3 separate regions of the Homo sapiens genome follow, and all the other regions are linked to region 1. A link is a contact called in ENCODE Hi-C or POLR2A ChIA-PET data. All regions are on one chromosome and are shown on one strand. The core of a region is the stretch at or near the end of the contact, and the rest is flanking DNA. Distances in the headings are between cores, read along the strand shown.

Region 1 (3,394 bases), core at 216-2,715:
GGCCGCACAGGAGCCCACGGAGGGGGAGGGGAGGCTCAGGCATGGCGGGCTGCAGGTCCCGAGCCCTGCCCCGAGGGAAGGCAGCTAAGGCCCAGCGAAAAATTGAGCACAGCAGCTGCTGGCCCAGGTGCTAAGCCCCTCACTGCCCGGGGCTGGCCGGCCACTCCGAGTGCGGAGCCGCCGAGCCCACGCCCACCCGGAACTCGCGCTGGCCCGCAAGCACCGCGCGCAGCCCGGGTTCCCGCCCGCGCCTCTCCCTCCACACCTCCCCGCAAGCTGAGGGAACCGGCTCCGGCCTTGGACAGCCCAGAAAGGAACTCCCACAGTGCAGTGGCGGGCTGAAGGGCTCCTCAAGCGCGGCCAGAGTGGGTTCCAAGGCCGAGGAGGCGCCGAGAGTGAGTGAGAGCTGCCAGCACGCTGTCACCTCTCACCACTGCACTCCAGCCTCGGCGACAGAGTGAGACTCTGTCTCAAAAAAAAAAAAAAAAACAAGAAAAAGAAAAAAAACTTCTGCGCATCCTTCAGAAAGACTGTCCTCATCTGTTCCCCGCTCTGGACAGCCTGCACTCCCTCCACCCCCGCCCGGGCCAATTGCTGTTAGCGGCTGTGTCTTCTGACTCAGACCTCTGTAATAGCATTCCTGGGTAATACCTGTGTATGTGTCTCCTCAACTATTCTAGGAAGGCAGGGGCCATGGTAATTCGTATGTGTCCCCATCGATTGGCATAGTGAATAGCATAACATAGGCACGGATGGATGGGTCCATAGATGGACCGATGGATGGGAGCGGGTGAGTGAGTGGATGTTAGCTGGGATGGGTGGGTGAAGGAGATGGATAGTCAGAGACATTGGAAAAGGGAACCCTGCGAAGATCAAATGCAAACACCAGGAGGAGCTGACACGCTGCAGTGAAGAAGCGGGAGGGCTGGCCACAGAAGGCGGCACGCTCCGAGTGGAGCAGGTGAGCGGCGCGCACTGAAGCAAGCATCACGCAATTGAACCGCTCACCCACGTGTTCCCCCCCACCATCCTCCTTCCCAGACGGCGCTTCAGCTCATTCCACCGCCCCCAGCAGCCCGGTCGCCCCCACCGCCACTGAGAAAGCAAACAAAGGGGAGGAGACCCCTGCAGGTTCTGGATGCCGAAGGCCAATCGAAAGACTTAGATCCCCTGGAAGGCGGGCGCCTTGGTTTAGGGGGGTCCAATCGGTTTCAAGGGGTTGCAGCGGGGCGGGGAGATGGGCGGGAGGAGTGGGAGCTGGCCCCGCGCGCGGGGGAGGGCTACCAGGCTGGGAAGGAGCGCGAAGGGCTGGGGGCGGAGCCAATGGCCCCGCGTGTCTGCTAGGAGAGGGCGGGCAGCGCCGCGGCGCGCGCGATCCGGCTGACGCATCTGGCCCCGGTTCCCCAAGACCAGAGCGGGGCCGGGAGGGAGGGGGAAGAGGCGAGAGCGCGGAGGGCGCGCGTGCGCATTGGCGCGGGGAGGAGCAGGGATCTTGGCAGCGGGCGAGGAGGCTGCGAGCGAGCCGCGAACCGAGCGGGCGGCGGGCGCGCGCACCATGGGGGAGAAACCCGGGACCAGGTAAGGGAGGTGGGGCCACGCGGCGGGGCATGGGCGGCGGCTCGGGGCGGGGGCTGGGACGGTCCCAGACGAGGGCGCAGCGGAGAGGATCTGGGGGCCGGACGCCTGGGTCCCTAGGGACAGCCATCCGGGGCCGCACGCGCAGGTCCTCGAGGATAATGAGGGTGGGGGGGAAATGCCCGGGCCCCTGCAGAAAGCGAGGCCTGAGGGGGATCAGAAAAACCGGTGTCGGGGTTCTCGCAGGGATGTGGGGCCAGACTACTGGGCTCTCCCGTGCAGGCTGCGATGCAGGGATGGAGGAAGGAGGAGCAGGTGGCTGGCCCCGAGGGGTCGTGTACGGGGAGGCTGGATGCCGGGACGGGGGGGATCCACTCCAGACTCGCGCCAAGCCAATGGAAAGCCTCCTATCCAATATCCCCCAGGTAGTCGCGCTGCCCACACCTGTCCCGAGGGCCGGGTGGCTCCTCACCCAAACTTCTACCTTCCCTTGGGTTGCCAGGAGCAACAGCTTCATCTTGGGGGAGCCGAGTGCGTGGCGACCCTCCCTGAAACTAGATCGTATCCCTCTCTCTGGGGGTGGGGGAGGCAGTATTCACCCTGGGCGCGCGTCCACTCCCCGGATGTTTTCTGTGCAATCGAGGCTCTTTCCTTCCACTGATACCCCGAGTTCTCTTTTTTGGTCTCTAGCAAAATCCACTTCCTGTTGTGACTCAACACCCCCAAGGGGCAAGGGGTGGATGCCTGAGTCGCAGGGGAGCGGGAGCAAAAGACGAAAAGGTTGGGGCTGTAGGCCTCAACTCAGAGGGTATCAGGAATAGGGAATTGGTCCTGAGCTCTGGCTTGCTCTGCAAAACATCATATCAACCCCACTTCCAACCTATAGAGTATGAGAACCCGGGTTTCTGAGCATCAAGTAGACGAGCATCAGAAAGAGATCATCAGAGAGATGATCCGTCTCCTGGATCAGGGTTTAAACATCCCAGAGAAAGGGGAAGTTGCTGACTTGTGGGAGGCCCCTGATTTCCGTCATGTGGTTCAGGGAGTGGGACGGATGGACCAAAGGAGACTGCTAACTTGGCACAATTTCCCTCACCCCCATGAAATTCTGGGCCACAGGAAATGGAGCGAATAGCAGGAAGTGTGAAAGGACATCTGCTTCAGCTACCCCTGCTCCCACTGGGCACCTCCCTGGTCATCCCCACACTCTGCCTCCTTGGCCAGCCTAGTATATGCACGCTGCTCCTCCCCAGCCTGGCAGGAGGTGGCTGGGTTAGGATCCAAAGGGCAAGTGCCTTGCAGCTGCTCCAGGGCAATTGCCCCAGAACCACACTCCAGTTGGCCCACTGATTGTGGCTGTCACAGCCCTGTGCCAGGGCTCCTAATGGGAGGACACCCTGGGACAAAGAGGAAAACCAGAAGCAAAGGGGAGGGAGAGCCTGGATGATGCCACGGCACTCAGCTCCCAAGTTGGGATGAAAGATAGGGTGTTTATTCTAGCGGCTACCATATCGATGTGTATTCTCTTTTATTGGTTAGGAATACCTGGGGCCCTCCATACCCTTTGCCTTACAACCTTTGGACAGCTTGGCTTTCTGGGAAGAAGGGGCAAGTGAAGTTGTAGCAGAAACTGGGCCTATGGTAGAAACCATGTAGGGCCAAAGGCCAGGGTCATTGCTCTCCTATATGCTCCAGCTGTCAGAGCTGGAGACCAGATGGAAAGATGGTTAGGTCTTACCCAGACACTGTGGTAACCTGCCCATTGGGGTCCTCTGGGAATGGGGTGGTAGACTTGGAAGAGGGATGGGCTAGTTGGCAG
Region 2 (3,394 bases), core at 466-2,965, 2.5 Mb after region 1:
AGGTTGGGCCGGGCGCGGTGGCTCACGCCTGTAATCCCAGCACTTTGGGAGGCTGAGGCGGGCGAATCACGAGGTCAGAAGTCAGAGACCAGTCTGGCTAAAACGGTGAAACCCCGTCTCTACTAAAAAATACAAAAAATTAGCCGGGTGTGGTGGCGGACGCCTGTAGTCCCAGCTACTTGGGAGGCTGAGGCAGGAGAATGGCGTGGACCCGGGAGGCAGAGCTTGCAGTGAGCTGAGAATGCGCCACTGCACTCCAGCCTGGGCGACAGAGCGAGACTGTCTCAAAAAAAAAAAAAAAAAAAAGCAGAGGTTGAGGACCCAGAAGGCTCAGCCCCAAAGACCATAAACACAAAAGGGCTTTCTCTGCATTATTTACACGCCAATCTAGTCCAAGATAGCCCTGAATGTCCCAAATTACCCTAGGATAGCCCAATCTATTCTAGCACAGCCTACAATGCCCCCACACGCAGCTGTCTGCACCAGTCTAGATTGGAACATCCCAATACGGCTGCCTGTGCTAGCACAGGCCCCAACAGCCTTGTCTGCCCCTATACCGAGTGCTCCAATAAAACCAAGTCTTGCCCCAAGAGAAACCAGGATTAACCAATACAACCCAGTAGAGTCCATAATGGCCCAAGTGTTTTTTGTTTTTTTTCTGAGACGGAGTCTCGCACTGTCGCCCAGGCTGGAGTGCAGTGGCGCGATCTCGGCTCACTGCAACCTCCGCCTCCCAGGTTCAAGAGATTCTCCCTGCTTCAGCCACCCAAGTAGCTGGGACTACAGGCGCGTGCCCCCACGCCCGGCTAATTTTTTGTATTTTTAGTTAGTAGAGATGGGGTTTCACCGTGTTAGCCAGGATGGCCTCGATCTCCTGACCTCGTGATCCGCCCGCCTCAGCCTCCCAAAGTGCTGGGATTACAGGCGTTACAGGACTCCTGAGAACGTACTAAACAACCAGACAATGGATCAATTTACTCAGTACAGACTAGAATACTCCAACATAAACCAGTATGCCCCCACCTATTCCAGTAAAGCCTAATCTTGTCTAATCTGGTTTAGGATATCCTAGTCTGTCCGTGTGCCTCAATCTATCCAAGCATAACCTTGTCCATCCTGGGATAGTCAACCTACCTCAGCATAGTACAATCTGCTCCACCATAGGCCAGAAAATCCCAGTGTGGCCCAAAGTAGACGTGTGCCCCTCCATGTCGCCCAATCCACTCTAGCAAAGCCCCCGCCGGTCCTATCTAGGCCTTGCGCTCACCCGAAATCCTGATCCATAGACTTGAAAAAGTACTTGGCGCCCGCGGGCCGCTGCAGGACGCTCTTGAAATCGCCGAGGGTGATGCGCTCGGCGGGGACAGGGATCTTCACCAGGTAGGGAGTCTCTTCCTCATCCAGGTGGTAAATCACCTTCGTCTCCCCAACCCCACCGCCCCCAGTGCTGCTACCCGCCATGGTCTCGCCCGCGCGCTCCCGGGCTCCACCGCCCACCCAAAGGGCTAATGGCCCCTGCCGCGCCTGCGCACACCCGCAAACCGACGCGCGAGCGCGGACAGGACTGACCCAGTACGGGAGAGAAGCAAAGGGGAAAAAGCACGGATCTGCGAGGGTGGCGGCGGGGGGCGGGCCGCGGGGTGCGACTCAAAGCCCCGGTCTCAGCGGCCGCCGCGCGCCACCGCCACCGACGCCGCGAGCTTCCTCCAGGTACCCGCCCACCTCTCCTCATGTCACGTGACTTAAAGGCAGCCACCCCGCGCTCCTCAGCCGCCCTCCGTCACGTGATCCCCTCCCAATCACGTGACCGTCTGACTCCGCCTAGTGCCCCCGCCACATGATCGCTGCCTTCAGCAACGGTCTCCCAGCCCCCAAACGTGTACCCCAGCCGAGGTCCTCTGAGCACCCAGGCTAAGCTGGCCTGTGCCTTCAGGAAACGGACCATCGGCTCCCACCCCGCTTTACCCCACCCACGATGGAGCACGAAGCAACTCTGACCCGCAGGAGTGTGCGTGCAGGGAGTGAAGGTGGGGACTGTGGGGGTTCCTAGACTCGAGTGGGGAGGGCCAAATACAATGAAAGCTCTAAGGTGGCTTACTTGTCTTGGGGTGGGAAAGGCCCAGTGCTGTGATATCTTCAGATTGGACTTTGAGACGTGGGTTTCAGCCCCACCTCCAGCTAGTCTTCAGCCACCAAAGCCTCCCTCCCGAGCAGGACAGTGAGGGCTATAAACACAAAAGAGCCCACTCTGCTTTATTTACAACACGCAGGCTGTCTGTACAAACAGCGGCCGATATTATTAAAAACAAAAGAGGTGAGTGAGAATCGTCACCTTTCTGCTTTCCTTCCTCACTTGGCCAGGCTCTAGTACTCCACCTTTGAGCTGCCATGCCCAATAGGGGAAGTCCAAAATTAAAAATACAACCGGTGTAGAAGAAAATAAATGGGGAGTGAAATAGAAGAAAAGATGAGGGAGGGGAGTGCTAATATTTACACTAGAGTTTTATAGACAACTGTCCCATTCCATCCCAATTCCAATCCTGACCCAGAAAGTGATGGTGGCAGGTCCAAGAGACAGAGATTATGTGTCGGGACACAGACAGCCTCCCATCCCCAACCGTAATGGATTCAATTTCAAGTCCACAGAGTGGGGAGGAAGGATAGGGTGGGAAAGTGAGACACTCATTTTCAAACAAGTCTCCCTTGAGAATTCCTGCCTTGAAGTGCAGACAGTATCCAAGCTCCAGGGGATAGGCTGAGGACCCTGAGGCTCAGTTCCCAAATCATGTTGTCATTTGGAAGTTCCAGGCTAAAGTTGGTGCCATCAGGGCTCTCCAGATTTGGGAGGCCCCCCTAACCGCCGGGCCTCTGGCCTCAGTTCCTTGCATTTCTGGCAATAAAAGAAGTCGGGGACGTTGGTCTTCTTAATCTTAGCACAGGAGAGGTGGATCCACGTCCCACACAGGCTGCACTCAATCATGGGCCGCCCTGCAAAGGGCTTTCGACAGTAACATGTGATCAGATCCCATGAGTCATCACCTGGGGAAAAAAAGGTTTGTTTGGTATTCTGCCTGAGCTGTTGGATCCACAACACCCTCAAACCCCTCGCCCCAGCCCGAACCTCTCACCTGATTCTACCATGATGTCCTCGTCCATGACCCGCATCTCGCCTTCACTGGAGCTGGCATCTCCATCTTGGCTTGTTTCAGTGCTGCCCACCTCCTTGCTTTCACTGTCAGCAGGAGGGACTCCTTCAGGGTGCACTGTGGCAGGGGGCCTAGGAGCCTCAGGGGGTGTTGGCAGCACAGGGACTGGGGCTTCACCCCCTACCACTGTTGCCATCTCTTCTTCTTCTTCCTCTTCCTCCTCTTCCTCCTCCTCTTCAGAGTCTGTA
Region 3 (3,394 bases), core at 480-2,979, 2.3 Mb before region 1:
TAGTCTCTTCCCTTTCGAGGGAGCGCCGAAGTTTGCCCTTTCTCATCCTGGCTCATTCCAGCGTGGCCCCGGCTGATGCCAGGGGGCATAGTTGGAACGTTTTGGGGGTCAGTGGAAAAATGTGAGCTCTAAATGTCTCGTCGCCCTGCGATTCTGAGGGTTTCCCTTGCCTCGGGATCAAACACAGGAGGTTAGGGGCCAGAGCCGACAGGTGAGCTCGGCTCCTCCCTCGCAGGGCAAAGGCTCTCCCTGGGAGGTGCCCAGAGGCCGGGGCCCGGGCCCAGGCCCAACCCAGCGCAAGGCCCCTTGCCAGCCCCGCCCAGGCCCCGCCCCCGGCCGAGCGCGAGGCGGTGAGGAGGGGCCGGGCCGCGCCGTCCCCAGCAGGAGTGTCCCCGGTGCACGTGGTCGGGGGCGGAGCCCGTCCACGTCACCACCCGGTGTAACCAACGGGCTCGGAACGCAGGCACACGCAACATTCCAGGCGAGAGCGGGTTTGGAACGCGCAGACACGCCACATTCCACACTGGCTAAAGCGGGGCGCAGCGAGGGGGGCCCGGGGGCTGACCCCCAGCGACCCGCGGGCCATTTCGCAAACGCCCAATTAGCCCGGCTTTCACCCAAACCCCGGACGCGCAGCCCAGCCCAGCTCTGGGAGGCGGGGTCAGGCGGGGCTGGCCAGGATCATAAGACACGCGATGTCATTTCATTCTGCAAAGGCCGCCTCCGCCCCAAGCGGCGCGTAGATCTGCCGGGAGCGCCCCCCGCACCCTCCCCACGGGGCCAGGGAAGCCGAAGAGCTGCTCCGCGTAGAGTAGTCCCCACCCCCACTCCGTTACACACACGCCCACTCGTGTGCTATACACACGCCCGTGTACACGTCCGTTCATCTGCTCTTCCCGAGGCTCACATCACACATCCCCCGTGCACACACGCACGCACACGCGAGCCTGCCACCCCCACGCAACACCATTCCTCACCCCACCCCCCGGCTCACACATCCTCAGTGCCACCGAGGGCTCCGCTGGCCCACGCAAAAGCAGCCCACCACAGAAGGGGCACAGGGGTGCCACGCAGCCGGGGTGGCGCCCGCAGGAGCCAGGTCCCTCGCAGCATGTTAATGAATTCATTAATTAATTTCACTGCCCACATCACCCCTCCCCAGGCGGCGGCTCTCGCGGGGAGCCGTGCGCTGCCAGGCTCCGCAGGCCGCCCGGGAGGGGGCCCTGTCCGCGGTTTCGCGTGGGTTCGGGGACCGGGGTCACTCGCTTCCCCTTCCCCAGTGCCCCAGGGGCCCAGCCCGGCCGCTCACCACGTGCTCTCTGTTGTTGCTGCGCTTGCCATTCCAGGAAGCGGGCCGCCTCCAGTAGCGTCTCTATGCTCATCGCGCCGAGAGCTGCCGGGGGCGCGCCGGGGCCGAGGCTGCGGCCCGCGAGCCGGGCACAGGTCAGGCTGGCGGGCAGGCAGGAGGGAGGGATCACCTCCGGGGGGCGACAGGGCTGGGCGGCGCAGCGCACTCCGCAGGGAAGAACGGGGGAGCACGGGGAGAAAAATCAATGTCTCTCAAAATATTTGCAAAATATAAAATTGCAAATTTAAAAAAATGGGATGCAAAAAAAAAAAAAAGGCGGCACTGCCTCCCTTCTTCCCCTCCCTCTCTACCTCCCTTCCGATGCCTCCCGCCCCGCGGCCCCCGGGAGTCCCGCCGACAAGAAAGGGCTTTGCAACAAGATGGCGAGGAGGCACCGACACACACAACAAGGGAAGGAGCCGCGCTGCCCCCGGCCGCCGCCCCCGCTACTACACCGGGGCCACAGCCAAAGCCCGGACCGGAGCCCCCGCCCGCAGGGCCGCGGCGTCTCGCGAAGGGAGGGGCGGGTCCTGCGCTGCTGGCCCCGCCCCCCGGATCCGGCGCGCGCACACGTGGCCCGGGCAGGGAGGGAGAGGTCCGAGCGGGGTGTGCGCGCCGCGGTTCCGCTTTCCTGCTGGCCCCGCCCCGGCTGCAAGCCACAAGTTGGGCCGGGGCGGTGCGTTTGGGTCGTTCACGACGAAATCTGTCCTGCTGGAGGGAGGGTAGGGTGAACAATTCAAGATTTAACAGAGTTCCAACCAGGATATTCCGGGTCAGGGAAACCTTGGGAATGGCAGAGACTGGCCTGACCCTGGGTCTCCACGCTCCACCCACTCGCGACCTAAATCCCGCAATCGCCGGGCTGTCGCAATTCCCCCGGGATCCGCCCCTGGGCGGAGCTGCCGGCGACTGGAGACTGTCAAGAGAACCAGCGGAGGGAGCGGAGCGGCAGTCCGGCTCCGCGTTTTGTCTCCGTTCCTCCCCCCGCAGTGCGTTCGCATCCTATTAGGGGACGTCACCGGGCCGCGAGCCAATGGGCGGGCAGGACAACACGGCATGGAGCAGCTCCACATGGACACCCCGCGCCGCCAGCCTTCGGTTTAAAGGGCCAGTGTCTGCAGGTCACATTCGCGGGTGCGGATGGGGCCACTGGGCGAACCCAGGGTGGGATGCCGTAAGGGGAATCCCGCAGTCGTGCCCTGGCCTCTCCATTCCTTTTCACCACCTTCCATTTAAAACCAGGCCTTTATCTTTCCTTCCCCTGAACTCCAGTCTTTGTCCACGCGTATTCGATGTGGGTGGAGATACGGACTGTGCCACCCCATGGGCCACCCTTTCCTCTGGGGCCGGGGCCAGGGCGGGGAACACGAAGCGCCCGCAGCCCAGACCGGGGGGCGTGGCCCAAATCGGGAACAACAACGTGGAGGGCGGAAGCCCGGCCCTCCCCGCGCCTGGCGACCGGCGGTGGGCGGGGCGCGGGGGCGGGGTCCGCTGCGGCCGGCTGGAACCGCGCTCCCCAGAGGGAGGGACCCCCCGTCGCCCGCCCGCCCGCCCGCGTCTTCCGGGCTCGAGTGTTTAGGGGAGCTCGGGTGCAATCGGAGAGTTAGCTCTTTGAGGCCGGCTGCCCTTAAATCCTCTCACTTCACACATAAGGAAACTGAGGCCGTGACGGCCAAGGACTCGCCTAAGGTCGTTCCGTATTCCACCTGCTCCTCTCTCCCGAAGCGGGGGCACTCTTCCCTGACCCCAGGGACGACTCTGAAGCCAGTTCTGGAGGAGGGCCCCCAATTAGAAAAATGCCAGGGAGGAATAGCAACCCTGACCACTTAACACACTGTGATTGGGGCAACAAAAATCTTCACCTGAGACCCAACTCCGCTGTTCTGCTTCCTCGGTGGAAGCCACACGAACCCCACTGGTACAGCGGCAGCGATAGACCCCAGGCGGCTGAAAGCTTATTTGGAGCGTCCCGGAGCATGTCGATTGTGCTGTGCCAGTGCAGGGGGAGTACCCCTCAGTTCTGGCCCCAGGCTCCATTCTTTGCTA

What was found. Hi-C counts contacts between places; a loop is a spot of excess contacts on that map. ChIA-PET counts read pairs that join two places held with the same protein, here RNA polymerase II (POLR2A). Pooled maps may share reads with other maps.
Region 2: a map with no recorded cell type shows a loop between it and region 1 (6-fold over the local background). The contact joins the promoter of DVL2 here to the promoter of ARRB2 in region 1. A Hi-C loop is called at or near these places in 1 of 37 single-sample maps with no recorded cell type and 4 of 50 pooled maps. POLR2A ChIA-PET finds 5 or more read pairs at or near these places in 1 of 52 experiments (activated T-cell).
Region 3: a loop to region 1 is called in a map of B cell, with 19 times the contacts of the local background. The contact joins the promoter of MNT here to the promoter of ARRB2 in region 1. A Hi-C loop is called at or near these places in 2 of 168 maps with a recorded cell type or tissue (B cell and naive thymus-derived CD4-positive, alpha-beta T cell), 1 of 37 single-sample maps with no recorded cell type and 7 of 50 pooled maps.

The regions. Positions count from the first base shown.
Region 1 is chr17:4,709,167-4,712,560 of GRCh38, forward strand. It overlaps ARRB2 (arrestin beta 2), which reads left to right and starts at 1,466. Exons shown (of 15, transcript NM_004313.4): 1 at 1,466-1,578. The coding sequence starts at 1,556. RefSeq lists an enhancer at 1,084-1,253 and a silencer at 1,183-1,712.
Region 2 is chr17:7,232,802-7,236,195 of GRCh38, forward strand. DVL2 (dishevelled segment polarity protein 2) reads right to left here and starts at 1,716. Exons shown (of 15, transcript NM_004422.3): 1 at 1,268-1,716. The coding sequence starts at 1,461. It overlaps PHF23 (PHD finger protein 23), which reads right to left. Exons shown (of 5, transcript NM_024297.3): 4 at 3,129-3,394; 5 at 2,237-3,039. The coding sequence ends at 2,825. RefSeq lists a silencer at 1,454-1,753 and an enhancer at 1,864-1,913.
Region 3 is chr17:2,399,331-2,402,724 of GRCh38, forward strand. It overlaps MNT (MAX network transcriptional repressor), which reads right to left and starts at 1,730. Exons shown (of 6, transcript NM_020310.3): 1 at 1,310-1,730. The coding sequence starts at 1,382. RefSeq lists enhancers at 1-414, 415-985, 2,276-2,325, 2,697-3,267, 3,268-3,394 and silencers at 206-695, 1,216-1,275, 1,426-1,505, 1,696-2,005, 2,656-2,975.